3 separate regions of the Homo sapiens genome follow, and regions 1 and 2 are each linked to region 3. The links are chromatin loops, found by intact Hi-C in ENCODE. Cell type or tissue: PC-3. All regions are shown on one strand. Each heading gives the region's core, and the rest is flanking DNA. Links, peaks and the distances in the headings are about the cores only. Region 1 overlaps LOC105374171 (a long non-coding RNA gene). Region 2 overlaps LOC105374171 (a long non-coding RNA gene). Region 3 has its middle 320 kb from the start of MME.

Evidence for each region. Hi-C counts contacts between places; a loop is a spot of excess contacts. Peaks named below come from ENCODE experiments on the same cell type or tissue, not always from the same donor. Only the 100,000 strongest peaks of a DNase experiment are listed, where the experiment ranks them.
Region 1: it touches region 3 in a loop (12-fold over the local background); 2 of 110 quality-filtered maps call a loop at or near these places.
Region 2: a loop joins it to region 3, with 4 times the contacts of the local background. A loop is called at or near these places in 4 of 110 quality-filtered maps.

Annotation. Positions count from the first base shown.
Region 1 is chr3:154,898,487-154,909,463 of GRCh38, reverse strand. It overlaps LOC105374171 (a long non-coding RNA gene), which reads left to right. Exons shown (of 5, transcript XR_001740568.2): 5 at 10,367-10,398. Among named protein-coding and RNA genes, the nearest start is that of MME, 180 kb to the left of the region's middle. In PC-3, for the core only: a CTCF peak has its summit at 4,922 (motif pointing left); no DNase peak of the experiment used is centred there.
Region 2 is chr3:154,948,618-154,959,594 of GRCh38, reverse strand. LOC105374171 (a long non-coding RNA gene) reads left to right here. Exons shown (of 5, transcript XR_001740568.2): 2 at 2,496-2,656; 3 at 3,989-4,082. Among named protein-coding and RNA genes, the nearest start is that of MME, 130 kb to the left of the region's middle. In PC-3, for the core only: a CTCF peak has its summit at 4,643 (motif pointing left); no DNase peak of the experiment used is centred there.
Region 3 is chr3:154,754,401-154,765,040 of GRCh38, reverse strand. No RefSeq gene overlaps it. Among named protein-coding and RNA genes, the nearest start is that of MME, 320 kb to the left of the region's middle. In PC-3, for the core only: a CTCF peak has its summit at 6,583 (motif pointing left); no DNase peak of the experiment used is centred there; H3K4me3 peaks cover 890 bases.

The DNA of each region.
Region 1 (10,977 bases), core at 921-8,920, 150 kb before region 3:
TGATGTTAAATTTTATCAAATGTTTTTTCAGCATCAATTGAAATGATCATATTGGTTTTGTCCTTTGTTCTGTTCACATAATGCATCACATTGATTGATTTGCATATTTTGAATCACCCTTGCATTTCTGAAATAAATCCCACTTGATCAGGATGAATGACCTTTTTAATGTGTTGTTAAATTCACTTTTTTAGTATTTTGTTGGGGATTTTTGCATCAGTGTTCATTAGAGATATTAGCCTGTAGTTTTCTTTTTTTGATGTACCTTTGTCTGTTTTTTTATATTACTGGCCTCGTAGAATGAGTTTGGAAGTATTTCTCTTCCTCTACTTTTCAGAATAGTTTGAGTAGGATTGGTATTGGTTTTTCTTTAAGTGTTTGGCAAAATTCAGCAGTGAAGCCATGAGGGCCTGGGTTTTCTTTGCTGAGAGACTTTTTATTATGGCTTCAATCTCATTACTTGTTATTGGTCTGTTAAGGTTTTGGATTTCTTCATGGTTCAATCTTGATAGGTTGTATGTGTCTAGGAATTTATCAATTTCTCTTAAGTTTTCCAATTTATTGGGTATGTAGTTGCTCATAGTAGCCTCTAACGATCCTTGGAATTTCTGTGGTTTCAGTTGTGATGTCTCTTTTTCTATCTCTAATTTTATGTATTTGGGTCTTATCTTTTTTTTAATTATTCTGGCTAAATATTGTCAATTTTATCTTTTCAAATAATCAACTTTTTATTTCATTGATCCTTTGTACTTTTTTATTTTAATTTCATTTATTTCTGCTCTGATCTTTATTATTTCTTTGCTTCTACTAATTTGGGGTTTGGTTTGCTCTTTTTTACTTCTGTAAGATCCATCTTTAGGTTGTTTATTTAAAATTTTTCTACTTTTTTGACATAGCCACTTTTGTTATAAGCTTTCCTCTTAGTCCTGCTTTTGCTGTATTCCATGAGTGTTATTATGTTGTGTTTCTATTTCTATCTGTTTCAAGAAGTTTTTAAACTTTCATCTTAATTTCTTTATTGAACCACTAGTCATTAAAGATCATATTCTTTAATTTCCATGTGTTCATATAGTTTCCGAAGTTCCCCTTTTTGTTGATTTCCAGTTTTATTCCATTGTGTTCAGAGAAGATATTTGATATGATTTCAATTTTTTTGAATATTTCAAGACTTGTTTTGTGACCTAACATATGGCCTATCTTTCAGAATGATCTAGGTACTGAGGAGAAGAATGTTTATTCTCCACCACTGAATGAAATATTCTCTTAATATCTATTTAGGTCCATTTGGTCTAGAATGCAGATTAAGTTCAGTGTTGCCTTGTTGATTTTCTGTCTTGATGATTTGTTAAATGCTGTAAGTGGTGTGTTGGAGCTCCCAGCTATTATTTTATTGGGGCCCATCTCTCTGTTTAGTTCTAATAATATTTGCTTTATATATCTGGATGCTGCAGTGTGGGGTGTTTATGTATTTACAACTGTTGTATCCTCTTACTAAATTGACTCCACTATCATTATATAATGTCCGCTTTTGTCTCTTTTTAGATTATTGATTTTTAGATGTTTCTTCTTTTCTATTATATGCATTCAGTGCTGTAAATTTCCCTGCAAGCACAGCTTTCACTCTATCCCACAAATTTTGGTAAACTGTATTATCATTTTAATTTAGTTCAAAATATTTTTTCACTTCTTTTTAGATTACTTCTTTGATTGCTGTTTTATTTGGAAGGTTTTTAAAATCTGTATGTATTTTGGTAAATACATGGGATTCTGCATGTATTTCCCAGCTATCTTTCTGTTATTGTTTTCTACTTTAATTTCATTGTGGTCTCAGGGCAGACGACAATTTACAGTTGTATTGTTTAAAATTTCTTAAGGTGCTTTCCATGACCCAGATAGTGGTGTATGTTACTGAATATTCCATGTGAACTTTAGGAAAATACATAATCTGCTATTGTTGGATGAAGTTATCTACAGATGTTGATTGATTGATGATGCTGTTGAGGTCAAATAGGTCCTTCCTTACTGATTTTCTACCTAAGAGTTCTGTTAATTAAATTAATAATGTTATTAAATTAAATTAATAATATTATTAAATTAAATTAATAAAGAATGTTATTGTCTCCAAGTATAATAACACATTTATTTCTTCTTTCAGTTCTATCAGTTTTGCTTCACATAGTTTGACACTCTTTAGTTAGATGTATATACCTTAAGGATTGTTATACCTCCTAGAAGCATGGACCCTTTTATCATTATATAATGCTCATTTTGTCCCTTATAACTTTGCTTGAAGTCTGTGCTGTCTAAAATTAATAAAATATATTAATATAGCTTGATAAATTAAAACATAATAGCTATGTTTTCTATTGATTAGTAGTAGCGTGGTATGTTTTTCACCTTCCATTTACTTTTAATTTATACATGTTTTAATGCTTAAAGTTGTGGACAACACACAGTTGGATCGTGTTGTTCCATTCACTCTGACTGACAATTGTTGTCTTTTTTTTTTTTTTTTGGAGATGGAGTCTCACTCTGTTGCTCAGGCTGGAGTACAGTGGCGCGATCTTGGCTCACTGCAATCTCCGTCTCCCGGGCTCAAGCAATTCCCCTGCCTCAGCTTCCAGAGTAGCTGGGATTGCAGGAGCATGCCACCATGCCCGGCTAATTTTTGTATTTTAGTAGAGACGAGGTTTCACTATGTTGTCCAGGCTGGTCTTGAATTCCTGACCTCAGGTAATCTACCCTTCTTGGCCTCCCAAAGTGTTGGGATTACAGGCGTAAGCCACAGCACCTGGCCAATCATTGTCTTTTAATTGGTGTATTTAGGCCACTGAAATTTAAAGTGATCATTGATATAGTTGGATTTATATTTATCCTATTTGTTAGTGTTTTGTATTTATTGCCATTGTTCTATCTTCCTATATTTGTCTACTGTACTTTTTTTATTTTTTTGCCTCTTGTGCTTTTAATTGAGCATTTTAAATGATTCTACTTTTTATGTTTTCTTAGTTATCAAGTATAGGTCTTTTAAAAATTTTATTTCTTTAGTGCTTGTTTTAGAGTTTGTAATATACATTTACAACCAATCTAAGTCCACTTTCAAATGACACAATGCCATTTAAGGAGTAGTGTGACTACTGTATAAAAACAAAATAGTCATAATTCTTTCCTCCTGTCTTATGTGTTATTGCTGTCATTTGTTTCACTTATTCATAAGCTTATGCATATTTACATGTATATGCTTATGTATATATATTCACCTAAGTATGCATAATTAAATACTTTGCTGCCATTATTATTTTGAACAAACTCTTATCTATTACATCAAGAATAAGAAAAATAGAAGTTTTTGTTTTACCTTTAGTTACTCATTCTCTGACATTCTTCCTTTACGTAGTTTCTGAAACTATATCATTTTCCTTCTTTCTGATACATTTCTTTTTTTATTAATTGCAAGGCAGTTCTGCCAACCAATTCTCTCAATTTTTGTTCAACTGAGAAAGCCTTTATTTCTCTTTCCTTTCAAGGATAATTTCACAGGGCACGAAATTCTAGGTTTGTATTTTTTTTCTCTCAACACTTTAAATACTGTTATATCTAAAATAGCTAAAATATTGTTTGAATATTTTATTTTATTATTTTTTTTGAGACGGAGTCTCGCTGTCGCCCAGGCTGGAGTGCAGTGGCGCGATCTCAGCTCACTGCAGACTCCGCCCCCCGGGTTCACGCCATTCTCCTGCCTCAGCCTCCCGAGTAGCTGGGACTACAGGCGCCCGCCACCTCGCCTGGCTAATTTTTTGTATTTTTAGTAGAGACGGGGTTTCACCGTGTTAGCCAGGATGGTCTTGATCTACTGACCTAGTGATCCGCCCGCCTCAGCCTCCCAAAGTGCTGGGATTACAGGCGTGAGCCACCGCGCCCGGCCTTGAATATTTTATTCTACTCTCTGCTTGTTTGCATGGTTCTTGGGGAGAAGTTTCATCTAATTGTTTGCTCCTCTATGGGTAAAGTGTTTATTTTCCCTCTACCTTCTTTCTCTATCTTTAATTTTCTGAAGTTTGAATATGATAGAACTAGGGTTTTTTGGGGGGTGGATGTGTCTTTCTTGGTGTTCTATAAGCTTCCTATTTCTGTAATTTGGTGTCTGACATTAATTTGAAATTCACAATCATTATTGTTTTAAATATCCTGCTCCTTTGCTTCTTCTTCTCTAATATTCCAGTTATTCATATTTGTACCTCTTGCACTTGTCCCACAGTGCTTAAATATTCTTTTCTAGCTTTTTGTCAGTCTTTTTCTTCTCTGTTTTCAGTTTGTAGAAATTTCTATTGCTTCTATTTTGCCTCTCTTAGAATTTCTCTCTCTGCTTACATTTTTTATCCTTTCTTGCATGTTATCTACTTACTTTATTAAAGCCCTTACTATTTGGATCATAGATTTTTTTAAAATCTTGAATTTAGAAGTCTAGCATTACTGTTATATTTGACTCTGGTTCTGATGCTTATTTGATTGCTTCACACTGTGATTTTTGCCTTTTAGTATGCCTTGTAAATTTTTGTTGAGAGGTAGACATAATATATCGAGTAAAATAAACTGCATTAAATAGGCCTTTAGTATTATGGTGTAAGGTGTGGGGGCAGAAAAGGCCTTCAAGAGTCTCATCAGCAAATCTCCATCTTTTAGTGAGTCTGTGCCACTGGTGAGCTTCAGAAGTGCTTCTCAGGTTTCCTCCCACATTAATATTAAACAGGAGATTTAGAGGGAGTTGGAGCTGGGTATTTCCTTTTCCCACATGGAAGGCTAGAACCACCTCGAGTTAAGTGTTCCCTTCCTTTGGGCTTGTTAGGCTCTGATTACATCCTAGTAGGTTAGGCTCTGAGAAAAACAGAATGCTTTGGTGTATTTCAAAGTGGTTACTTTTTATCTCCCCCTGCTGGAAGCAGGAAGGGTTTTTTCTCCAATATTCATGGTGCTGACCTGGTAGAGCTCCTGGAGGTGAAACGCCCAGAAGTATGAGGGGTTCCCTACAACTAGGTATCCTTGGAGTTTTCAGCTTTCAGCCTTGTGCACACTGATTCTTCAGTAATTTGTTAGTTATGTTTCTTACCTCAGTGCTAGTTTCTGAAGAGACTTTTGCTTCAGTTAGTTGTTATTTTCTGAATCTACCTATATCTTCAATTTGGGAGGAGTGGCTTGCCTTGTGATCTTGCTTCTCTGACAGATCTAAGAAGAGTTGTTCATTTTTCAGTTTGTTTAGTTCTTTACTTGCTTTTTTTAAGACACAGTGGTGACTTCTAAGTTCCTTATATGCTGCACCAGAAACCAGAAGTCTCTTCTATTTTTATTCCACTTTAATAAGAGGTAGAGTAACTCACGTTTCTGTTATCATATTTAAGGGAAACACATTCTGTCTGCTTTTCTGCTTATTGGCCAGATGCTTTTATTTACTTATTCATGCAAGAAATATTGGTTGAACACCTACTGTGCATGTCAAGCATTTTTCTAGGAGCTTTGGATTCATGATGTCAAAGCAACTCCCTTTTATATTGATTATAAGAGGGATAATCTCCAACGTAGTGAAATAGCTTATTCATGTGTTGATTTTTAAAAATATATGATTTTTACATTCAGATTAAGCCAATGCCTAGTGAAATACCTTTTTTTTAAATACTTTAAATTCTGGTGTACAGGTGCAGAAAGTGCAGGTTTGTTACACAGGTATACACGTGCCATAGTGGTTTGCTGCACCCATTAACCCATCATCTACATTAGGTACATGATCTACATTAGGTATTTCTCCTAATGCTACCCCTCCCTTAGCCCCCTACCCCCCCCAATAGGCCCTGGTGTGTGATGTTCCCCTCCCTGTGTCTATGTGTTCTCATTGTTCAACTCCCACTTATGAATGAGAACATGTGGTGTTTGGTTTTCTGTTCCTGTGTTAGTTTGCTGAGAATGATGGTTTCCAGCTTCATCCATGTCCCTGCAAGGACATGAACTCCTCATTTTTTATGGCTGCATAGTATTCCACAGTGTATATGTGCCACATTTTCTTTATCCAGTCTATCATTGATGGGCATTTGGGTTGTTTCCAAATCTTCACTATTGTGGATAGTGCCACAATAAACATATGTGTGTATGTGACTTTACACAAGAATGATTTACAATCCTTTGGGTATATACCCAGTAATGGGATTGCTGGGTCAAATGGTATTTCTGGTTGTAGATCCTTGAGGAATTGCCACATTGTCTTCCACAATGGTTGAACTATTAAAGACTTAAATGTAAGACCTAAGAACATAAAAACCCTAGAAGAAAACCTAGACAATACCATTCAGGACATAGGCATGGGCAAAGACTTCATGACTAAAACACCAAAAGCGATGGCAACAAAAGCCAAAATTGACAAATGGGATCTAATTAAACAACAGAACTTCTGCCCTGCAAAAGAAGTGAACTTGCCACTTACAGAATGGGAGAAAATTTTTGCAATCTATCCATCTGACAAAGGGCTAATATCCAGAATCTACAAAATACTTAAACAAATTTACAAGAAAAAAAACCAACCCCATCAAAAAGTGGGCAAAGGATATGAGCAGACATTTCTCAAAAGAAGATAAGTGCATAAATGCAGCCAACAAACATATGAAAAAAAGCTCATCACCACTGGTCACTAGAAAAATGCAAATCAAAACCACAATGAGATACCATCTTATGCCAGTTAGAATGGTGATCATTAAAAAGTTAGGAACAACAGATGTTGGAGAGGATGTGGAGAAATAGGAATGCTTTTACACTGTTGGTGGAAATACCTCATTCTATATGAATAAAAGAAAGTTATGACAGCTTTGCAGTTGAAACTGACAGCAGTGATTTTAACAGTCTTAGGGATACAGTGAGTAAACATAAGAATTATTATATTGGTATCATGTCTAACTAATACAATACAGCTTATTATTAAAATGCATTTTATCTGCTACAAAATTATACCTTTGCTAGAACAGACATATCTTTGCAATGATTGGCTGATGCTGAATCTCTGTGTTGTAGACCCAAGTCAAATTGGTTAGCATCTTCAGTAATTATTTTTCCATGCAGCATAATGACGCTGACTTCCAAGGCCTTCATCAGAAAGCTAAAGCCAGTTTTATTCCCCCCACTGATATTATTCCTCTAAGAATTACATTTTAATATTTTGCTTGGGTGTTTTTTTCTGGCTCTGTTTAAGTGTTTACTTTTTAATAATAAGTTTTAAATGCATTTTGAATTTAATTGCTATTTTTGTTTTGATAGTACATGATGAGTGCTTGCTGTCTTGTGGTTTTCTTCATCCCACTACTGTTTATTGATTTTATCTATTCTCATTGATATGTCTAGTCAATCAATGTTGATTCAATAAATGACTTGTTTTAGTTATACTTGGAGATATCAGACTGTAATATTGTGCTCTTAAACATGTAGAAACACCATCAGGGGCATTAAGAGATAGTGTAATGTAATGCTTATATGCAGAGCTCTGGAACCAGACTCTCAAGGTTTGAATCATTATTCTTTGCGACTTTAAGCTGATGTGTGTGTTTGGCTTTCTGCATATAAAAATGAGATTTGTATTACAATCCAGCTCATGAACTTCTTGGAAGAATTAAATATGTTAAAATATGTGAAGTGCTGAGAACAGTGGCTAACCCACAGTAAATGCTATGTAAATGATTATTATATAATTTCAAATTTAATTTTGTTTTCCTTAATGCACTTTTTCTTTCCCTGTAATTTGACTTGTATCTTGCATAGTCATTCTCTGTTCCAAGACATTTAGTTAAAAGATTATAGTTTTGTTAGGAAAGAGTGGTTTCTGTGGAAGTACTAGAATACATCTTAGAATCTTTCAATGCCAGGAGTTGCTAGAGAGACTCTTTAAATATCACAGAACTTATTTTATCTTACAAGTTCAGAAAAAATTCAAGTTATGGAAATCTGACTCCCATACAAAAAATTTGTGTTTTCCGCCAAAGTATTCCTTGTGAGTGACTGTTACGTGATTCTACCTTCTCTCATGTCTGAATAAGATCAGCACTTAGTTCATGGCCTAACATCCAATAAATTCTGTTGATAGACTGACTGTAATTTTCTCCAACACTGTGTACTCCAGTAATTTCTACAGGGTCATCCTATTAGGATCTCTGTGAGACTCTTAAATATCTTTGTCACGCCAGTGAATGTCCTTAAATACATTTGTGCCATGAAAAACATTTTCTGTGCATTCTCTGACAGAATATTTGCAAGAATAGGCCTTGAACAGAGGATAAAATCTAAGGGAAAGAGTTTTCAGAACAAAAATGCGTTCTTAAGGAATTTCTGGGGAGAGTTCAATTCCATTACTTAACTATGTTTTTTGAAGGGCATACCAATGCCAAGATATGAAATAACCAGGAAGAATATTACTGAGGTGATGACAAACTTTTCCAGTAATAGCCAAAAGTGATACAACTTTCTTCCAAACCAAACTTTGCAATATTTTTAAAGGAAGGCTTGGTAACATTGCAATATCTAGAAGAAAATGAGAAGGTAGGAAGCCATCCTCCCTAGTGACTGATTACACTCCAGACACTGTGGAAGACTGAGAGCTATCTAGATAGGCAGTTTAAGGTGAGATGTCTCAGATGTGCAAGGAATGTTGAGGTGTCTGATAAAGAAAACACATTAAGACAGTGATATATAATTAGTGCTTTGGAAATTAATGTTCTCCTTATATTCATTTACTTAGAAATAAGCAGCATTCAAAATGATAACAGAAAACGTTAAATCAAAACAATAATCTAGGATTAGAGTCACAATGTAATAAGACATTGTCAAGATGAAGAATATAAAAGTGCAGTTAATTTTACAATAAAATTAAAAATTAACACAAAATTGTGCATTAGAGCTATTATCAATGACATTTATATTTTTCTATTTATTATAAAATTGAGCTACTTGGAAGTGGATGTTAATTTCCACTTCCAAGGTGCACTTGAAAGAACCATATCTAACTCAGCTTTGAACATTTAAAGTATTTGACCATTAAAAAAATTAATAAATGACAGCTAAACATTTTCAAAAGGCTTTGTGTCCACATTATTTGAGGGAAAAAATACAGCCTTCACTATGAACAGGCAGAAAATATTAAGTTTGTTCAAATTAGTTGAAATGGAATTTGAAAAATGAATTTCTTTATCACTGTAATGACTGGCTTCTGCTGTTGCCAAAAAGATGTAAAATTCGTCACACCTCACAGTGTGATTGTCCCTGCTGGGTGTGGCTGAAGCAGTGGAATTCTTGGTCCCATATTCACTGAGCAGGGTACTTCTCCTGATACAGGTGTCTCTCAGAGGTTGGGACAGTGACAGGAGACTCTTCTGGGAGGCACAGAGGAAAAACCTGGATTCCTCCGTCAGCCACCCAGCTCTACCTAGCTATCAGTCTACAGGACCCATGAAGCAACATCATGCCCAGAAAGGCAAAAAAGAGATAGAATGCTGAACTTTGTGGCTTTTTAATTTTGAGAACTATATTTGGTTTCATACAACTCTGATTCTTTTGAATTTGTGTCATCATCTTAACACAGTGAACACAGCACACACACACACACACACACACACACACCCCATTTGGTTTACATTCTCCTAATCTCTATTCTATTAAAGTATTGATTATATCATTACAATATTATTAGTTTATTTAAATCTTTAATCATTCAAAACCTATTTTGTTTTTCCTACTAATTTATACAATTGCTTTTATTGATTTTTGCCTTTTTATGCAGTCTAATTCTCTTTTATAAATTTGGTTTTGCTTCATCTTGTCTATTCTTATTCTGGTTTCTTATTTGCATTCTTATGTGTTGGTATCTTTTCTCAGCTTACTTCATTTTTAAAATTACAAGTGAATGTACTGTATTTCCCTCCCATTAAAAATATTTTTATTACTCTCCTAGCTTTTTAAATCACAGGCAGGAATCATGGCCTATGCTATAAAGTGGGTGCTATAAAGTTAATTTGTGCCCCAGGAAGGAGACTAATGATTTTTGTCTATGTCTTTCTGGCCTTTTAAACATGACCAACCTCCTACCCAGTTTAAATTGGCAAAAAGTTTTATAAGTCAATTAAATAATAAAACTGTAAGCCTCACTTATAAAAGTATTCAACTCAATCTTAGGATTCAAATTATCACACATATGTAAATTTAGGCCTTGCTTTTTATATTACTGGTAGTGAAATTTTCTTATACATTCTAATCAGTGGCTTTGTGTACTTTTATTGCCTTGTACCTAAGGCTTGTTTGAACATGTTTTATATATTTGAATTTTACTTTCACTTACTTATTTTAGATTGGAAGGAGTAATGCACAGGATCAAGAGGAAAAATGGAGAAAATATTCCCTCCAGTCTTTAATAAACAAACAAAGAAGAAAAAGAAAATTCACTACCAAATCATACATTTTCTTCCAACCGTAAAATGAAATAACAGTTTCTTCTAATTCAGTTGTCATAATCAAGTCTTCAACTTCCATATACAACATAGGAGAACAAGTTTGTTCGTGAGGCCACAGGGGAACTTGATGTTAACAGAAAAAAGATGTGAACAAAGCCCAAGGCAAATGTACAAAATAAAGGTGGAAACTACCTACTAAGAACTAGAACATGGTTGGGATTCAATGAGAACGAACACAAAATTCACCCATTCATATATAATGATTTTTGCAGATGTTAGTTAATGATTTTCACTTCTGCAGTTTTTGCAAGTCCTGGAATTCATCAGATCTGGAAGGAAACATTTCAACAGTTCCCAGAGAATTTCTGGCCTACCCATATTCAGGAAGTTATGTGGGTCTCATGAGGAATCCTGTTCTTGTAACAGTTATGGTCCACTTTGTAAACTCGGAAGAGTTGAACTAGGGTCAGCAGCAACTACTGTTTATTTGTTGCCCAGTAAGTGCCAG
Region 2 (10,977 bases), core at 1,217-9,216, 200 kb before region 3:
GAAACTTCTTTTGAAAACAGATAATTCATAAGACCTCTTGATATGGTTTGGCACTGTGCCCCACCCAAATCTCATGTCGAATTTTAATTCCCAATGTTGGAGGAGGGACCTGGTGGGAAGTGATTGGATCATGGGGGCAGATTTCCTCCTTACTGTTCTTGTGATAGTGAATGAGTTTTCACAAGATCTGGTTGTTTAAAAGTATGTAGCACTTCCCCCTTCACTCTCTCTCTCCTGCTCTGGTCATAGTAAGACATGCTTGCTTCCCTTTCACCTTCTGCCATGATTGTAAGTTTCCTGAGACCTCCAAGCCATGCTTCCTGTACAGCCTGCAGAACTGTGAGTCAATTAAACCTCTTTTCTTCATAAATTACCCAGTCTCAAGTAGTTCTTTATAGCAGCGTGAGAGCAGATGAACACTGAAAACTGGTACCAGAGAAGTGAGGCATTGCTAGAAAGATACCTGAAAATGTGGAAGCAACTTTGGAACTGGGTAATGGGCAGAGGTTGAAACAGTTTGGAAGGCTCAGAAGAAGACAAGAAGATGAGGGAAAGTTTGAAAAATTTGCAACCTGACCATTTGGGAGGAAAGAAAACCCATTTTCCGGGGGTGGATTCAAGTAAAGAAGAACAGAATGTTAATAGCCAAAAAAATGGGGAAAATGCCTCAAGACATTTCAGAGACCTTCATGGTAGCCTCTGCCATCACAGCCCTGGAGGCCTAGGAGGCAAAAAAAAAAAAAATGGTTTCATGGGCCAGGCTCAGGGTCTCGCTGCTCTGGGCAGGCTCTGGACATGGCGCCCTGCATTGTGGCTGCTTCAGCTCCAGCCGTAGCTAAAAGGGGCCAAGGTACAGCTTGGACTGTTGCTTCAGAGGGTGCAAACCCCAAGCCTTGGCAGCTTCTATGTGGTGTTGGGCCTGCGGCTGTGCAGAAGACAAAAATTGAGCTTTGGGAGCCTCTGCCTAGATTTCAGAAGATGTATGAAAATGCCTGGATGACCAGGCAGAAATCTGCTGCAAGGGTGGAGCCCTTATGGAGAACCTCTACCAGGGCAGTGTGGAGGGGAAATGTGGGGTTGGAGCCCCCACACAGAGTCCCCACTGAGGCACTGCCTAGTGGAGCTTTGAGAAAGCTGCCATCCTCTAGACCCCAGGATAGTAGATCCACTGACAGCTTGTGCTGTGCACCTGGAAAAACTGCAGTCACTCAATGCCAGCCTGTGAAAGCAGCCATGAAGGCTATACCCTGCAGAGTCAATGAAGCAGAGATGCACAAGGCCTTGGGAGCCCACCCTTTGCATCACTGTGGCCTGGATGTGAGACAATGAGTCAAAGGAGATAATTTTGGAACTTTAAGATTTTATGACTGTCCTGCTGGGTTTCAGACTTGCATGGGACCTATAGCATCTTTGTTTTGGCCTATTTCTCCCTTTTGGAATGGCGGCATTTACCCTATGCATGTATGCACATTGTATCTCGGAAGTAACTAACTTCTTTTTGATTTTACAGGCTCATAGGCAGAAGGGACTTGCCTTGTCTCAGATGAGACTTTGGACTTGGACTTTTGAGTTAATGCTGGAATGAGATATGACTTTGGGGGACTGTTGAGAAGGCATGATTGTGTTTTGAAATGTGAAAAGGACATGAGATTTGGGAGGGGCCAGGAGCAGAATGATATGGTTTGACTCTATGTCCCCACCCAAATCTCATGTAGTTGAATTGTAATCCCCAGTGTTGGGGAAAGGACCTGGTGGGAAGTGATTGGCTCATGGGGGCAAACATCCCCCTTGCTGTTCTTGTGATAATAAGTTCTCATGAGATCTGGTTGTTTAAAACTGTGTAGCACTTCCCCCTTTGCTGTCTCTCTCTCCTGCTCCCATCATGTAAGACATGCTTGCTTCCCCTTCACCTTCCACCATAATCATAAGTTTCCTGAGGCCTCCGTACCCATGCCTACTGTACAGGCTGTGGAACATTGAGTCAATTAATCTTCTTTTCTTCATAAATTACCCTGTCTCAGGTAGCTCTTTATAGCAGTGTGGGAATGGACTAATACACATCTCTATTGGTTTTTGAGTCAAATTCTTCAGATAGAAAAAAAATGGGTCAATTTTACTTTGCTTTTTTTTCTGTGTCTATATTTTTTTCTGGGAACCATGTGGAGAGGTAAGTCCCAAAAACAGGATTCAATTAATCATGGATCTCTGGTCAGTATAATTTTAATTTCACTATCTTTCTCCTTTTACCAGCAGCCACCAACTATTTTTGATTCTATATTCTAGCTATTTCAAAATTCTCTCTTTGGTAGATTATAAAAATGATCACTTTTTTTGATAGCCATTTCATCAAGAGATACAGTCTATTTTTCCATTCTTTAATTCTGGGCTGGCTTGGTGACATGCTTTGGCTCAGAGAATGAGACTGACACACAACAGTGTGCATTCTGAGGCTGGATCTCAAGAGGCCTTGCATATTTCTTCTTGATCTCTTGTAGCCTTCACTGTATGAACAATGCCTGATCATTCTTCCAGAGGATGAGAAACCAAAGGGATCAAAAAGGAGCTGTTCCAGCTGAGCCCTTTAGCTTAGCCAGCTCCCACCTGACCAGCTATTAATAGTCGACCAGAGATGTATGAATCAGCAAGTTGAGATCAGGTGAGCCTGGCCCAGATCAGCAGAATTCCAATGAAGCCCAAACCATACTGATGGCCTGCAGACTCTTAAGCTAAATCAGGGTTTCTCAACCTTGGTAATATTGACATTTTGGACTGAATAATTCTTGGGGAGGAGTGGTACTTTCCTGTGCATCATAAAATGTTTAGCAGCATGCCTGGCTTCTAATAACTAGATGACCACAGCATCCTCACCCCCACTGTGACAACCAAAAATGTCTTTAGACATTGCCAAATGTCCCACCCACTTCCCCACTTCACTGGTTGAGGACCAATCAGCTAAATAAGTGGTAGTTGTTTTAAATCTGTAAGTTTTGTGGGTTTTTTTTGTATACAAAATGCTAATTAATACAGATCCCTTTTTTCTAGCTCTACTGACATTTTCTTACATTTGGTTCCTATAACTTTGCTTTGACTAAATTTTTGCCAGCTGCCTAACTAGTCTTTCTATTAATACTTGGGTTTACTCCTGTAACCCACTTCACACATTTCCATTAGTAGTTAAGCAAATAAACACACAAACACAAATCATATCACTGCAGTAGGACCTCATAACCTGCTTGGCAGAATTCCAAACTCCTGACATAAAAGGTCCTTTATCATTCAGTTTCCACTACAAACCATATGAGGAAGTTTGTATATGCCCCTAAAAAGAATGTTGTTGAATTTTAAAGTTGTTAGGAGCAGATTCTAGTATAGTAGATATTTCCTATTTTATTGAGTATTCATTACGCTGTTTTCCCTTGATCTGGGAAAAAATCCCATATCCTTTTTGGGAAATTATCTCTTCACTGTGTGCAAGATTAAGAAGCCTGTCAATCAAAGTATCTTGACTTTTTCTAACCAAGGGGATGGAAACACAACTTTAGGTACGTTAAATAGCATCTGCTCTAGGATGCAGACTCTTGGAGAATGATGCAAAACCCTAAACAATGATAGGTGTGCCCTTATCCTGTGGTAGCCAATTCACTCCTGTATAATAGTCTAATTTCTGATTCCCCAGTTTGTGTTATTTTTTTTTAAGCCTATTGTAGGCTTTTTCACCTGTACTGGCTGTGATCCTCTCAATATATTCCCTTTTTGGTAATATTATTCAGAGTTTTTTCTGCAATCTTAATTGATCACTCTCACAATAGAAAACAACAAAAACCTGAGTAAAGCAAGAATAAATAACAATGACCAATGTGTCTTTTATGACCTTAGATAAAGTGTGCATTAGTTTTCAAACTAAAATTAGTAGTTATCTTTTAAAAGTATAGTTTAACCATGAATTTATCATAAAATGTTATGGCGAGCTAACTGAATCCTTTTTTAGTCCAAAGGAAAGTTGGATGGCCATGAAACCAATAACTTGGTAGTAGAGACATCAATGGGTCTATAAGTCTGTGACTACGTATGCCAAATTTTTGGTATGTATTGCATTCCTTATTATTTAAGTCAATATATATGAACTAAATCTGATTGTTTGAGGTTTTGTGTGTAATATTTTCTCTTAAATATTTTGTAATATTGACAATAATATCATTTCCTTAAAATAACATTAAATTAATTTTAATATATTTCATAATATATACCTTTGACTAAATCAGTGTGGATTTCTCCCATTCCAGCCCTAATTAATGAAATTCTATTATATTTTTGCTATATCTATCTATAGAAGAAGGAAAAATAATTTTCTCTTAACCCTTAGTCTAGCCTCCTTCATTTCTAGCTAGCTATCTAGCTATCAATCAATCAATCGTATATCGAGGAATCAATTTCCTAGATGCTCCAAGTATTTATAAACCTTATCTTGCATGCCAGAAGTGGGGGAATCAGGTAGCTTAGAGTTTATTTATGCTCTATGCCACTTCTGTTTTATATGCATACTTACAAGCAGAAGACATGTTATAAATGTTCTTCTTCTGACTCTGAGACTCCATTATACTTGCTTAGGTTCTTGAGAAACAGGAGGATGCCCTCTTGAGGTAGTTATTAGCGCTGTACTCTTAAATGTATCCCCTGTCTCCTGTTCTAGGCACATGGTATCATACTTTTCATCCTCATTGTGTCTGAGTGAGGCCCTGTGATTGGTTCTGAATAATAAGTTATGAGCAAAAGTAGCACATGATATTTCCAGGGAAATCATTTAATAGCCAAGGCAAGAACCTTCATAATTCTTTTCTCTCTAATTTTTAATGTTTGAGATGGTGAGTGTTCCCTGAATGATTATGAGCAGAGTAGGTGAATGTATAGATTGAACAAGAAACAAGACTTGATTACTTTAAGTCAATAAGATTTTGTCACTGCAGCATAATGTAGCTTTTCTTGCCTGATAATATCTTTATTTCTGCAAAGTAATTCTTCAGAAATCTGCCTTTTCTCCTAATGGTAAATTTGTTTGGACAAGTAAGAAGATCATCTGAAGGCCCCCACTGATTCTTTAGCCAGTAGTCTAGAAGCTCAATCTTGGTCTTCTTTGGTATATTTGAAAGCACACCTAACCTGCCTTCCTACCTTTCTATCCACTTCCACAGGTTTATAAAGTCTCCTGAAATCTTGAAAATGTCTTAGACAAATGCCCATCATCTAAAACTCTATACCTAAAAAAGTACAATCGAGAAATTCTGCCCCCATCATCAACTTTTTTTTTTTTTTTTGGTTTTCAAAATCCTTTCCTTTTACCTAATAAAAGTTTCTCAAATTCCAGCCTGTTTTACCTCTTCTTGAAACAGGAGGGGAGATAATACTATTTATCTCCTTTTTTGACCCCCAATTTAATAAACATCCTTTCTTCCTCCTTCAGTCTTTTTATTTCTGTTAGCTCTCTATCAGTGTGACTTTGATCTTGATGCCTGACATGTGCTTTCACCTAGAGAAGGTGAAAGTAAAATGGGGATAGGGATTGGGGTAACAACAGGTGCTTTTTCTAACATTTTCTACTGAGGGCACAAAGCATGCCCTGATTTTTAAAAAATGCTGTTAGAATTGGTATTCACATGAACTCAGTTCTGATGTCATTTGTGACAGTTGGAGTGTGATAATCTGTAGGTTTTCTGATTCCAGTGAGGTTATATGCCTGCATATTGACAGGAAGGCTAAAGAAAGCCTCTTTTTCTACTCTTTCCATTTAGCTTGAGCTAAGTGACCCAACAGAGACCTATGAAAGCAGAGAGCAGAAGAGAAACAGGGTAGGGCTATGGGTCACACGTAGTGAATAGAGAAGGAGTGACATCAGTACGAAGTCTGTAGCTTAATAGTTTTCACTAACCACAGTGGCAGCTCTGAGATGAGTTTATTTTGAAAATTCAAGGTTGAAGCCTTTTTAATTCTGAGAAAGAGGAAATTTCTTCAGGATATGTTATTCGTTTCTTTATGGTTTGAGTTTAGTTTTGTTTCAATAGACACCTTTTATGAAGCACAAGACTTCTTTTTTTTTTTTAATTCTGGGAAAGGTGGGTATATAAATAAAATGAAATAGTTCCTATATCTCTTATTGACAGGTTAAATGGCTGGAAATGCTCAACTGAAAAACATTCTGGGGCTCTATTTTGGCTCAGTGGTGACAGAATAGCCATGATGGCCTAGGGCTTAGGAGCTTTAAATTTGTCATCCTTGTTGTAGGAAGTATGTGAGTAATAATCTCTTATATTCTTATACTTTAAGGAAGAAAAGGGAATATATTATTTTTTCTCAAAATATAATATTTTTTCTTTAAAGTCTTCAGAGAAAGAGCTCTCTGGACATTGGACATTCTCATTTCTTACAAGTTTTTAAAATTTTGTTTTAAATTGACAAATTAAAACTGTACCTATTCATGGGGTACATAGTAATATTTCAATTAACTTCATTTAACATAATGTCCTCCCACTTTATCCATGTTGTAAAGAATAACAGAATTTCATTAATTTCTATGTCTGAATAGTATTCCATTGTGTATACATACCACATTTTCTTTATCCATTCGTCTGTTACTGGACACCTATGTTGATTTCTAATCTCGGCTATTACGAATAGTGCCGCCATAACATGGGAGTTTAGATGTCTCTCTGATATAATTATTTTTTTCTCAGAGAGAAATATTTAATAGGGACTTATAAATCATATTTTTGGCAGTTGCAAGATGAGCCGGTGGATCCCCAACCATTATGTTATAATTATTTCCTTTCCTTTGGATAAATGCCCAGCCCTGGGATTGCTGGATCATATGGTAGTTCTATTGGTCATTTTTGAGGAACTTTTATCCTGCTCGCCATAGTGATTGTACTAGCTTATATTCCCACAAACAGTGTTTTAAGAGTTCCCTATTCGCTGCATCCTCACCAGCATTTTAAAATTTTTTTGTTGTTTTGATAATAGCCATTCTAACTGGGGTGAAATAATACCTCATTGAGGTTTTGATTTGCATTTCCCTGATGACTGGTGATGTTAAGCATTTTAAAATATATTTGTTGACCATTTGTTTGTTTTATTTTGAGAAATATCTATTCAGATCACTTGCCCATTTAAAAATCATATTGTTTGCTTTTCTTGGTGTTGCAATGTTGGAGCTCATTGTATGTTCTGGATATGAATCCTTTGTCAGATGAGTAGTTTGCAAATATTTTCTCCCATTCTGTAGATTGCCTTTTTACTTTGTTGATTGTTTGTTTTGCTGTATAGAAGCTTTTTAGTTTGACATAATTCCATTTGTTTAATTTTGTTTTTGTTGCCTATGCTTTTGAGGACTTCTTCCCAAAACATTTTCTAGACTGATGTTCTGAGTCATTTCTAGTGTGTTTTCTTCTAGTAGTTTTTTTGTTTCAGGTCTTACATTTAGATCTTTGGGCCATTTGAGTTGTTTTTTTAATAGGATGAGAGTTGTGGTTCTAGTTTTTCTGCCTATAAATATCCATTTCTTAGCACCATTTATTGAAGAGACTGACTATTCCCCAGTAGGTGTTTTTGGGACCTTTATCAAATATCAATTGATTGTAGATATATGGATTAATTTCTGGGTTCTCTATTTTGTTCCATTGGTCTATGTGCCTGTTTTTATGCCAGTACCATGCTGTTTTGGTTACTATAGCTTTGTAGTATACTTCAGATCTGGTAGTGTGATATCTCCAGCTTTGTTCTCTTTGGTCAGGATTGCTTTGGCTCTTTGAGATCTTTTGTGGTTCTATACAAATTTTAGAAATTTTTCTATTCCTGTGAAGAATGTCATTGACATTTTGATAGAGATTACATTAAATCTGTAGATTGCTTTGGGTAGTATTGTCATTTCAACAATATTGATTCCTCTGATCCATGAGCATGGGATGTCTTTCCATTTGTTTGTATCCTCTTTAATTTCTTTCATCATTGTCTCATAGTTATCCTTGTATATGTCCTTCATCTCATTTGTTAAATATATTCCTAGGTATTTTATTTTTCTGTAGGTATTGCAAGTGGGATTGCCTTCTTGACCTCTTTTTCAGCTAGTTCATTGTTTGTGTACAAAAATGCTACTGATTTTTGTATATTAATTTTATACCTTGCAACTTTATTTAATGTGCTTATTGGTTCTAAGTTGCTGGGGGTTTTTTTTGTAGAGTCTTTAGGGTTTTCTTTTCTTTTTTTTGCTTCACTTTATTTATTTATTTATTTATTTATTTATTTATATTACACTATAAGTTCTAGGGTACATGTGCGCAACGTGCAGGCTCGTTACATAGGTATACATGTGCCAGGCTGGCCCACTGCACCCATCAACCCATCATTTACATTAGGTATTTCTCCCAATGCTGTCCCTCCCCGCTGTCCCTCACCCCACAAAAGGCCCCAGTGTGTGATGTTCCCCATCCTGTGTCCAAGTGTTCTCATTGTTCAATTCCCACCTATGAGTGAGAACACGCAGTCTTTGGTTTTCTGTCCTTGTGATAGTTTGCTCAGAATGATGGTTTCCAGCTTCATCCATGTCCCTACAAAGGACATGAACTCATCATTTTTTATGGCTGCATAATATTCCACGGTGTATATGTGCCACATTTTCTTAATCCAGTCTATCATTGATGGACATTTGGGTTGGTTCCAAATCTTTGCTATTGTGAACAGTGTCACAATAAACATATGTGTGCATGTGTCTTTATAGCAGCATGATTTATAATCCTTTGGATATATACCCAGTAATGGGATCACTGGGTCAAATGGTATTTCTAGCTCTAGATCCTTGAGGAATCGTCACACTGTCTTCCACAATGGTTGAACTAGTTTACATGCCCACCAACAGTGTAAAAGCGTTCCTATTTTTCCACATCCTCTCTAGCATCTGTTGTTTCCTGACTTTTTAATGATCGCCATTCTAACTGGTGTGAGACGGTATCTCCTTGTGGTTTTTATTTGCATTTATCTAATGACCAGTGATAAGGAGCATTTTTTCATGTGTCTGTTCACTGAATAAATGCCTTCTTTTGAGAAGTGTCTGTTCATATCCTTCACCCACTTGTTGATGGGGTTTTTTGTTTTTTTTCTTATAAATTTGTTTTTAAGTTCTTTGTAGATTCTAGATATTAGCCCTTTGTCAGATGGGTGGATTGCAAAAATTTTCTGCCATTCTGTAGGTTGCCTGTTCACTGTGATGGTAGTTTCTTTTGCTGTGCAGAAGCTCTTTAGTTTAATTAGATCCCATTTGTCAATTTTGGCTTTTGTTGCCATTGCTTTTGGTGTTTTAGTCATGAAGTCCTTGTTCATGCCTATGTCCTGAATGGTATTGCCTAGGTTTTCTTCTAGGGTTTTTGTGGTTTTATGTCTAACATTTAAGTCTTTAATCCATCTTGAATTAATTTTTGTATAAGGTGTAAGGAAGTGATCCACTTTCAGCTTTCTACATATGGCTAGCCAGTTTTCCCAGCACCATTTATTAAATAGGGAATCCTTTCCCCATTTCTTGTTTTTGTCAGGTTTGTCAAAGATCAGATAGTTGTAGATGTGTGGTATTATTTCTGAGGTGTCTGTTCTGTTCCATTGATCTATATATATGTCTTGGTACCACTACCATGCTGTTTTGGTTACTGTAGCCTTGTAGTATAGTTTGAAGTCAGGTAGCGTGTTGCCTCCAGCTTTGTTCTTTTTGCTTAGGATTGACTTGGCAATGTGGGCTCTTTTTGGTTCCATATGAACTTTAAAATAGTTTTTTCCAAGTCTGTGAAGAAAGTCATTTGTAGCTTGATGGGGATGTCATTGAATCTATAAATTACCTTGAGCAGTATGGCCATTTTCACAATATTGATTCTTCCCATCCATAAGCATGGAATGTTCTTCCATTTGTTTGTGTCTTCTTTTATTTCATTCAGCAGTGGTTTGTAGTTCTCCTTGAAGAGTTCCTTCACACCCCTTGTAAGTTGGATTCCTAGGTATTTTATTCTCTTTGGAGCAATTGTGAATGGGAGTTTACTCCTGATTTGGCTCTCTGTTTGTTGGTTATTGGGGTATAGAAATTCTTGTGATTTTTGCACATTCATTTTTTATCCTGAGACTTTGCTGAAGTTGCTTGTCAGCTTAAGGAGATTTTGGGCTGAGACGATGGGGTTTTCTAAATATACAATCATGTCATCTGCAGACAGAGACAATTTGACTTCCTCTTTTCCTAATTGAATGGCCTTTATTTCTTTCTCCTACCTGATTGCCCTGGCCAGAACTTCCAACACTATGTTGAATAGGAGTGATGAGAGAGGGCATCCCCATCTTGTGCCAGTTTTCAAAGGGAATGCTTTCAGTTTTTGCCCATTCAGTATGATATTGGCTGTGGTTTGTCATAAACAGCTCTTATTGTTTTGCGATACATTCCATAAATACCTAGTTTATTGAGAGTTTTTAGCATGATGGGCTGTTGAATTTTGTTGAAGGCCTTTTTTGCATCTATTGAGATAATCATGTGGTTCTTGATGATGGTTCTGTTTATGTGATGGATTACGTTTATTGATTTGCGTATGTTGAAGCAGCCTTTCATCCCAGGGATGAAGCCCACTTGATCATGGTGGCTCAGCTTTTTGAAGTGCTACTGGATTCGGTTTGCCAGTGTTTTATTGAGGATTTTCACATTGATGTTCATCAGGGATTTTGGTCTAAAATTCTCTTTTTTGTGTGTGTGTCTCCACCAGGCTTTGGTATCAGGATGATGCTGGCCTCATAAAAAGAGTTAGGGAGGATTCCCTCTTTTTCTATTGATTGGAATAGTTTCAGAAGGAATGGTACCAGCTCCTCTTTGTACCTCTGGTAGAACTCGGCTGTGAATCCACCTGGTCCTTGACTTTTCTTGGTTGGTAGCCTATTAATTACTGCCTCAATTTCAGAGCCTGTTATTGG
Region 3 (10,640 bases), core at 2,641-10,640:
TGGGGAAAGTTTTTATTTAGTTTTAGTTTCATATTAGAACTCTATAGCCAACAGTTTAAAATCTGGAATGGGACTAAAATGTGGTCTAGTTCTGCCTTTTTATTTAACAGATGAGGAAACTAAGAATTGCAGGTGTTGAGTGACTTAGGGCAAAACTAGGTTTAAAATCACTGTTTAGGCAGGCCTCCCACTTGAGATCACCTAAGGTCAGGAGTTTGAGACAAGCCTGGCCACCATGGTGAAACCCAATCTCTATTAAAAATACAGAAATTAGCCAAGTGTGGTCATGCACGCCTGCAATCCCAGCTACTGAGGAGACTGAGGCATAAGAATCGCTCGGACCTGGGAGACAGGGGTAGCAGTGAGCCAAGATTGTGCCACTGCACTCCAGCCTGGGCAACAGAGTGAGATTCTGTCTCAAGAAACAAACAAACAGAAGAAAGAAAACAACAACAACAAAAACACTGTTTAATCCAGTAAAACTTTCTCAAGTGTTAATATAGTATAGAGAATGGGAAACTATTTTAAATCAAGTCCTCAAAAGTAATTGCAACAAAACCAAAAATTGACAAATGGGAACTGATTAAACTAAAAAGCTTTTGCATGGCAAAAGAAACTATCAACAGAGTAAACAGACAACACACAGAATGGGAGAAATTATTTGCAAACTATGCATCTGAGAAAGGTCTAATGTCCGTAATCTATAAGAAACGTACATCAACAACCAGAAAACAAATAACCTCATTAAAAAAATGGGCAAAGAACATGGACATTTCTCAAAAGAAGATATACAAGCAACCAACAAATATATAAAAAATGCTTATCATCACTAATCATCAGAGAAATGCAAATAAAAGCCACAACGAGATACTGCCTCACAGCAGTCAGAATGGCTATTATTAAAAAGTCAAAAAATAACAGACGCTAGCTGGGTTGCCGAAAAAAGGAAATGTTTATACACTGTTGGTTGGAATGTAAATTAGTTCAGTCCCTGTAAAAAGCAGTTTGGAGATTTCTCAAAGAACTTAGAATTACCATTTGACCTAGCAATCTCATTATTTTATATATATATATATATATATATATATATATATATATATATATAGAGAGAGAGAGAGAGAGAGAGAGAGAGAGAGAGAGAGAGAGAGCGAGAGAGAGAGAGATTATATATAATAATGAGATTATTATATATATTTAAAGGAAATAAATCATACTACTAGAAAGACACGTGCACTAGCAGAAATCATCCTAGGTGCCCATCAGTGGTGGATTGGATAAAGAAAGGGTGGTACATATACACCATGGAATACTACACAGCCATAAAAAATGAAATTATATCCTTTGTGACAACATGGATGCAGCTGGCAGCCATTATTCTAAGTGAATTAACACAGAAACAAAACCAAATACCGCATGTTCTCACTTATAAGTGGAAGCTAAACATTGAACACACATGGAAATAAACATGGGAGCAATAAACACTGGGGACTACTAGAGGTGGTAGAAGAGGGAAGGGAGCAAGGTCTGAAAAACTACCTGTTGGGTACTATGCTCCATACCTGGTGACAGGATCCTCTGTATCCCGAACCTCAGCATCATGAAATACTCCCATGTTACAAACTTGCACATGTACCCATTGAAACTAAAAGTTGAAATTATTTTTAAAAATAAAAGAAGCCTCTTTGGAGAGTCTTAGAAAGGGGATGACCTATATATACATTTATTTTGTAGATTTTTCTTAACCATGATAATGTATATATTAATACTTCTTATAATTAAAGCTAATTTTAAAATATTTTAAAAGTAAACAAACAAAAAAGAGACACTGATAATGAATGAAAAATAAACTTAAATATTGACAAAATTTTTAAAATGATATGTTTTTCAGTCCCAGCTCTGAAACTGTAGTTGGAGGGCAAACCATTTCATCATTATCATACACCATTTCTGTATTGGTAGGATAATGATCATAGTTTTTGTTTCACAGACTCATCATGAGGAGCAAATGCAATGATGTATGTAAAGGCTCTCTCTGCAAACTGTAAAACACTCAAGAATATAACAAATTATATTTATACAATAAATCTTTAGCTACAATGTAATGAAACAAATTAGCATTTATTGAGCAGCTGCTCTATGCCAAGATATTTTTTGTATGGTATTTTATTTTACCCTTATATCAACCCTTGAAACAGATGCTATTTTGCAGTTTGATAGATGAAGAAGACAATGAAGCTCAGTGAAATCTATTTAAATTTCTCTAGGTATTGTGGCAAACAAGTGAGGAAACAGGATTTGAAACTACATTTATTGGTGATGATTTTACCAATGGAATTTCCACTACTACGTAATGCATTTGGTAGTCATAGAAAAGAAACCCATTCTCCTCATTTGTGATAACTTGGATGAGGAAGAATGAGGACTAGGAGACATAAAGAACCTAATGGACTGAAATGCTGACATGACTTGCTTTTTTTTTTTTTTTTTTTTTTTTTTGAGACAGTCTCGCCCTGTCACCCAGCCTGGAATGCAGTGGTGTGATTACGGCTCACTGCAACCTCCACCTCCAGGGTTCAAATGATTCTCCTGCCTCAGCCTCCCCAGTAGCTGGGATTACAGGCACACGCCACCACACCCCGCTAATTTTTGTATCTTTAGTAGAGAAGGGGTTTCACCACATTGGTCAGGCTGGTCTTGAACTCCTGACCTTGTGATCCACCCACCTTGGCCTCCCAAAATGGTGGGATTACAGGCATGAGCCACTGCGCCCAGCCACTGACATGACTTCTATTCCAGGTAATGAGGTACTCCAAGTGAGACAGAATTGTATAGTAAAGGTTTTATAACCTGTGATCTGAATCGGGGCTAGATGAAAACTTGAGGGTACTCAGGAAGGATTCTAAGCTGGTCATGTTGGGTAGGTTAATAATTGGTGCCCCTTCAAATATTTGTTCTTTTAGTATTTGGTCAATAATTTCAGGGTCTTGCAGCTTAACTGCTCTGTAGAGAAGGGACAAAGAAGCCCTATATATTAGGTGATAGGGATCAATCTCTCCTCTCTTGTCCAGAACAATTGAATTTGCCGCAAATTTAGATACTCTTTTTACCAAAAGAAAAGCACTAAAATTAGCCGGAGCAATTCGATTTGAGTTTGTCTGAGGGGTGTGTGTGTGTGTCTGTGTGTGTGTATGTGTGTATGTGTGTTTGTGTGTGTGTGTGTGACTGCACATGCAGTAGGAGGGAAGGAGTGGGTGAACTTCTCTCTATCTCATTTTAAATTACTCTCTAGGAGAGCAGTTTGGGTAAATAAATTTTATTTTAATACGGCATTAGTAATTCACCACCTCTCATAGATTAGTGCTCCAACAATTCCTTGTTTTAAATTAAAGTTTGATTCAAACCAGATAACGGGGAGATTTTGAAGTTTTGAGAGCAAAGTGCGGTGGAAGATGCATATAAAATGATTTTAAAAGTACAACATTGGGGCCAGGCATGGTGGCTCACGCCTGTAATCCTAGCACTTTGGGCGGCTGAGGTGGGTGGATTGCCTGAGCTCACGAGTTCAAGACCAGCCTGGGCAACACGGTGAAACCCCATCTCTACTGAAATACAAAAAATAGCTGGGCATGGCAGCGGGTGCCTATAGTCCCAGCTACTTGGGAGGCTGAGGCAGGAGAATTGCTAGAACCTGGGAGGCGGAGGTTGCAGTGAGCTGAGATCATGCCACTGCACTCCAGCCTGGGCAACAGAGCAAGACTCCATCTCTAAAAAAAAAAAAAAAGGACAACATTGGGCAGGGTGGGGTGGTGGAATAGAGAGGAAATGGAAGCTAAGAGACCACACACACAGAACTGATTAGGGCCAATGATTAGCAGGATTTAAATGGAAACAAAAGAAAACAAAACAACCCCTCTGAATTTTAGACCTATTTCTTCCTCTTACAAGCAATGTGATTTTAGGCAAATCTCTTAACATAGTTTCATCGTCTAAACCCTGGGGATTAATATTTAGTGTTTTTGACACACACACACACACACACACACACACATATACACTCACCATTTATCTTGCAGCAAGGAATAGGTACTTTACAAATATTACCTCATTTATTCCTCATAATAACCCTATGGAATAGGTACTACTATTATTTCATTTTGCATATGAGGAAACTGAGGTACAAAAAGTCAGTTCATACAGCTAATAAGTGGCAGAACTGAAATTGGAATCTTGGCAGCCTGTTTCTAGAATCTGTATTAACCATTGGCTGTAACAGCCAATCTACAGAATTGCTGTGAAGATTAAGTGGAGAAGCTTACATTTTCCAGAAGATAATTTTTTTGTTTTTTTTTAATTGCTTTCAACATATTAAGTTTTTGTGGACCCTTTGAGACTCTGGTAAAATCATGAACATTATATACCAGCAATATCCACACATATACATAACATAAAAATTTACATAGCATTTCTAAGATTTCAAAGACCTCCAAAACTCCATTCAGGGACAACAAGTTAAAAAAAAGCCTGAATTTAACTTGGTTGGGTCTCCTTAACCTCACTGTCTCCCAACTAGAAGGTGAAAATAGTGATCAACTTCCCAGCTTCCAGTTCTAAGGGCTGAGAGGCCTACACATAATTTGAGGATAGGTTCCATACCACTTCAAACTGCTTAACAACGTGTTATTCAGAAGTCCTGGTTTGAGTTTGCTTTATAAGTATAAATTTAGAGCTAAAAATGGAGTGGAGAGAGAAACAGTTTGGTCAAAGTCTTTGGTCTTTGTAAAATGCAAAATATTTGGAAAATAGTCTGGAGGGGTTGGTGGCATTTAGCCATTCTAAGTGCCAAGAATCACATCTTGTCAGCTCTTGCTGATTCGCCGTTGACCTCAATGACCTCTATGTCCCTTCTTCATTAGAGCACACTGGGAGAGTGAAAGGATGGCGCCATTTGGGACCACACTAGGAAAAACAAATTCTACAAGTTGTACATTTCATCATTTTTTTTCTTCCACTTAAAAATCTTGACAAAGGTTTATCAAGTTGCTTGAAACCCCATTATGATTCAAATCAACAAGTTCTACAGAGAAAACCCACTGAACAATTTACTGTGGCTTGTAATATCTGTTCATATTCTTCTTAGCAGACACAACAACAAACCTCATTGTTTACCACTGGTTACTGAGACCAGAATAGGTAAGAAACAAAAGCCATCGTCAGATTTGTTTTGTTTTCCAGTTGGTTCTTTCTTTGAAAGAAAAACAACTGTCTTTTAAATCAAATCCTTACCCTTTTTTCTACTTCATTATTGGTAGGTCCAATTATAATTAATGAGCAACTAATGAACATTCGTTAACTTAGACAGTAATATTTTTATTTTTCTTTGGTTGATTCAAGAACAGCTACACAGATATTTACTCAAGATTATGAATTTAAAAACTTGACTAAAGGTGAAAAGTTATGACATAAAAGAAATGCCAAACATCTTTTCGTTTAGTAGCATAAAAATGCTATCAAGCAAGGGCATAATCTGAATTTTTTAAAAATTGATGTAGATCATTGAATTTGGCAAGAAGAATTTGTGTGTGTGTGGTGGGCAGAGGTTTAAATGGGTCAATGAGTTAACAAAGGCCGGTTCCTCACTGTCTGAAATAATTTACCGATTAAAACTCCATTCACCTGGTCAAACATGTTCTATCAATTTCAATCCTGTTTTGAAATTAGAGGTTTGCTCAACTTGAAAGGAGATTTATAAATAATTTATAAGCATTGATATCCATGCATCAGAGAAAGCGTAGAGAGATGAATTAGCCCTATTTTAAAACTTAGTAGTTAGAGTTCCAAATAAAAAGTCTCAAGGAAACACAGTGAATTTAGTAAGTTCCCAGTTAGCCAAAGCTATTGGCTATTGGCTGAATATCTGGTTCTTACGTAAGTTTACTCTGCATGTGACCTACGTACATTTATGTAAATTTACTTACATAAATTTGAGACAGTTATCAATACAATAGTACTTACATGTAAGAAAGTATTTAAGTTAAAGCAAATACTTAATGGTTCTTTTCATTTTAGCACTCACTGAAAATCAGGCATTTCAAAGTAACACCAGAATGTTTATATCTTTTATATTAAATAGATAGACAATTTAGCCAAAATCTTATTCTGTACTCTGCAACTCTGCTTAGCATATTGTTCAAACTATACAATGACAAAATTCCATTTTAAAGAAAATTAAAGTAGGATAAATTTAAAGAAAATTAAAGTAGGATAAATTTAAAGAACAATGAAAAGACTACAGACATCAATACTACTATATGAAAATTAAGTGATACCCCCATAGAATGTTTATTCCACTATCACATTTAGAGTATCAAAAATTCTCTTGGGAACAGAGATTACAGTATTTTGAAGCAAACTTTCAGTTTATAATTCCTTGACAAGTACAATTTATTAGCAGAAAAAATATTTTGAAAAGGATTTTGTTCTTTTTCTTAACATGAACCACAAAGTGCTTTTCTGTCTTTTTCTAGATACAGGCCTACATACATTAATTTTATGTAAAACCAGCTCCCTCTAGTGATAACAATAATGTTTCCAGCAAGAAACGAACCGGCTTTCTAGATTATTTATATAAAACCCTTTGAAATTGAATCTCAAAATAAACACTTGAGAAGATCGACTTTTATTATAGAGGATAAAAATTCTAATAACCTTCCAAGTCATTTGTTAATAGTCTTTCTTAGTTTAATGCTCTTTTAAACATGTCAATACGGGGAGTGACCCTGGTGTTCAACTTGTTCTCTTTGCTCACTGGGAAAGCCAGGCCCAGAAATATAAATGCACTCTGGTATGTTCAATAAAAATCAGTTTACGTTTTTTTTTTTTTAAATCCAATAAAGAAGCTTATGATTCAATAGAAAGATATGATTTTTAAATGCTAATTTCTGTACACAGACATAAATATCACTATTTAAATCAGCACTTTAAATATCCAGTTGCTTTCTTTGATATCACTGAGGATGAAAACTGAATTGTGTAACTTTAGCAATGTAAAACATCAGACAGCTGTTGAAGAATGAACTCCTCACTGGAACTCCTGAAGTTTGGCTATGGTTGGTATGATGTAGAACAGTAGTTTTTAATTTTTGCTGGAAAACACTAGTTAGCAAATTTTTTTGTTTTGTTTTGTTTTGTTTTGAGACGGAGTCTTGCTCTGTCGCCCAGGCTGGAGTGCAGTGGCGCAATCTCGGCTTACTGCAAGCTCCGCCTCCCGGGTTCACGTCATTCTCCTGCCTCAGCCTCCTGAGTAGCTGGGACTACAGGCGTCTGCCACTAGGCCGGCTAATTTTTTTGTATTTTTAGTAGAGACGGGTTTTCACCGCGTTAGCCAGGATGGTCTGGATATCCTGACCTCGTGATCCTCCTGCCTCGGCCTCCCAAAGTGCTGGGATTACAGGCGTGAGCCACCACGCCTGGCCGTTAGCAAATATTTTGGGACTTACAGGCCACGTGGTCTCTGTCGCAAAAAATTAAGCTCCGCTGTTGTAGCATGAAAGCAGTGATTGATTTGTTTGTGTTGAATCACCCTTCTATCCCTGAGATAAATCCCACTTGGTCATGATGATCTTTTTAAACAGGTTGTTGAATTTAATTTTTTTAGTATGTTTTTGAGAGTTTTTGCATCAGTGTTCATAAGGGATAATGGCTTGTAGTTTTCTTTTTTTGATGTGTCTTTGTTTTTGGTATCGGGGTAATACTGGCTGAGAGAATGAGTTTGGAAGTATTTTCTACTCCTCCATTTTTTGGAATAGCTTGAGTAGAATTGGTATTATTTCTTCTTTAAATAAAGATTTAAATTCTGCCATGAAACCATGGGGTCTCTGGCTTTTCTTTGCTGGGAGACTTTTTTATTTTGGCTTCAATCTCTAGTATATTTTATATTATTTTATATAGTTGCATAGTATATTTTGTATACTAGTATAGTAGTATATTTTGTATATTTTATATTGCATAGCTGCCCAGTATATTTTGTAATATACACTTTTTTAGATTTGTATAATGTTTGTAAAAAGGCAAAAATTCCAACACAAAAATGGGCACAAATATAAATAGAATAGTCACACAATAATAATAATAATGGCTCTTAAATATAAAGAAGTGATCAACATCACTCATAATTGGAAAAAAATTAAGTTACACTGTATTTTTTTCTTTTTCTTAAATTGTCTTTATTCTTTATATTTTTTAAAAAATTTATTTTTAATTTCTGTGGGTACATAGTAGGTGTATATATTTATGGAGTACCTAAGATATTTTGATATAGGCATACAACATGTAATAATCACATCAGGGTAAATGGGGTATATGTTCCCTCAAGCATTAATTTTTTTGTGTGACAAAAAATCCAATAATAATCTTAATTATTTTTAAATGTACAATGAAGTTATTGACCATAGTCAACCTGTTGTAATATCAAATAGTAGTTCTTATTCGTTCTTTCTATCTTTTGTACTCATTAAGGCATTCCCACTTTTCCCCCACAACCCCTACTACTCTTCCAAGCCTCTGGTAACCATCTTTATACTCTCTATCTTCATGAGCTCAATTGTTTTAATGTTTAGCTCCCACAAATAAGTGAGAACATGTGAAATTTGTCTTCCTATACCTGGCTTATTTCACTTAACATAATGACTTCCAGTATCATTCATGTTGTTGCAAATGAAGAATCTCATCCTTTTTCATGAATAAATAGTACTCCTTTGTGTATATGTACCACATTTTCTTTATCCATTCATCTGTTGATGGACACAAAGTTTGCTTCCAAATCTTGGCTATTGTAAATGATGCTGCAAGAAACATAGAAGTGCAGATATCTCTTAGATATACTGATTTCGTTTCTTTGGGGATATACCTAGCAATGGGATTGCAGAACCACATGGCAGCTATATTTTTACTTTTTGAAGAACCTCCAAACTATTCTCCATAGTGGTTGTACTAGTTGACATTCCCAGCAACAGTGTACAAGGATTCCCTTTTCTCCACATCCTTGCTGGCATTTGTTATTGCCTGTCATTTGTATAGAAAGCATTTTAACTGGTGAGATGATATATTATTGTAGTCTTGATGTGCATTTCTCTGATGATTAATGGTGTTGAGCACATTTTCATATACCTGATTGCCCTTTGTATGTTTTCTTTTGAAAAATGTCTATTCAAATCTTTTGCCCAATTTTTTTATCACAGTATTAGATTTTTTTTTTTCCTATTGAGTTGTTTGAATTTCTTATTTATTCTGGTTATTAGTCCCTTCTCAGATAGGTAGTTTGCAAATATTTTCTCCCATTCTAAGGAGAGTCAATTCACCTTGTTTGTTTCCATTGCAGTGCAAAAGCTTCTTAACTTGATGTGATCTCTTTTATCCATTTTGGCTTTGGTTGCCTGTGCTTGTGGGTATTACTCAAGAACTCTTTGCCCAGACCAATGACCTGGAGTTTTCCCCAATGCTTTCTTTTAGCAGTTTCATAGTTTGAGGTTCTAGATTTAAGTCTTTAATCCATTTTTATTTGATTTTTGTGTGTGGCAGGAGATGGATGTCTAGTTTCATTCTTCTGCATATGGATATCCAGTTTTCCCAGCACCATTTATTGAAGACACTGTCCTTTTTCTAATGTATGCTCTTGGCACCTATGTCAAAAAATACACTGTAGATGTATGAATTTATTCCTGGGTTTTTTATTCTGTTCAATTTGTCTGTGTGTCTGTTTTTATGCCAATACCATGCTGTTTTGGTTACTATACCGCTGTAGTATGGCTTGAAGTCAGGTAATGTGATTCCTTCAGTGTTGTTCTTTTAAAAAGGATGGCTTGGGCTATTCTGGGTTTTTTGTAATTTCATGTAAATTTTAGAATTGTTTTTATATTTTTGTGAAGAGTGTCATTGATAGATTATTCACTCTGTGAATAATCTCATCACCCACATTGTGTGAAGAATGTGGTAGGGGTTGCATTGAATCTGTAGATTGCTTCGGGTATAGTTAGGAGATTTTAAAAATGTTGATTCTCCCAATTCATGAACATGGACTATATTTCCATTTTTTTGTGTCCTTTTTTCATTTCTGGCTTCAGCGTTTTATGGTTTTAATTGTAGAAATATTCCACTTCCTTGGTTAGGCTAATTTCTAGGTATTTAAGTTTGTAGCTATTGTAAATGAGATTACTTTCTTGATTTATTTTCCAGATTGCATGCTGTTGGCATATAGAGATGCTACTAATTTTTGTATGTTGATTTTGTATCTTGCAGCTTTACTGAATTTATTTCTTAGTTGTAACAGTTTTTTTGGTGGACTCTTTAGAATTTTCCAAATATAAGATTGTATTATCTGCAAACAAAGATAATGTGACTTCTTTTCCAATTTGGATACCCTTTATTTATTTCCTTTGTCTGATTGCTCTAGCTAGGAATTTCAGTAGTATGTTGACTAACAGTGGTAAAAGCAGACATCCTTTTCTTGTTCCAGATTTTAGAGGAAAGGCTTTCAGTTTTTTCCCCATTCAGTGTAATTCTAGCTATAAGTCTGTCATGTATGGCTTTTATTGTGTTGAGGTCTGTTCCTTCTGTAAGCCAGTTTTTTAAATGTTTTAAAATGT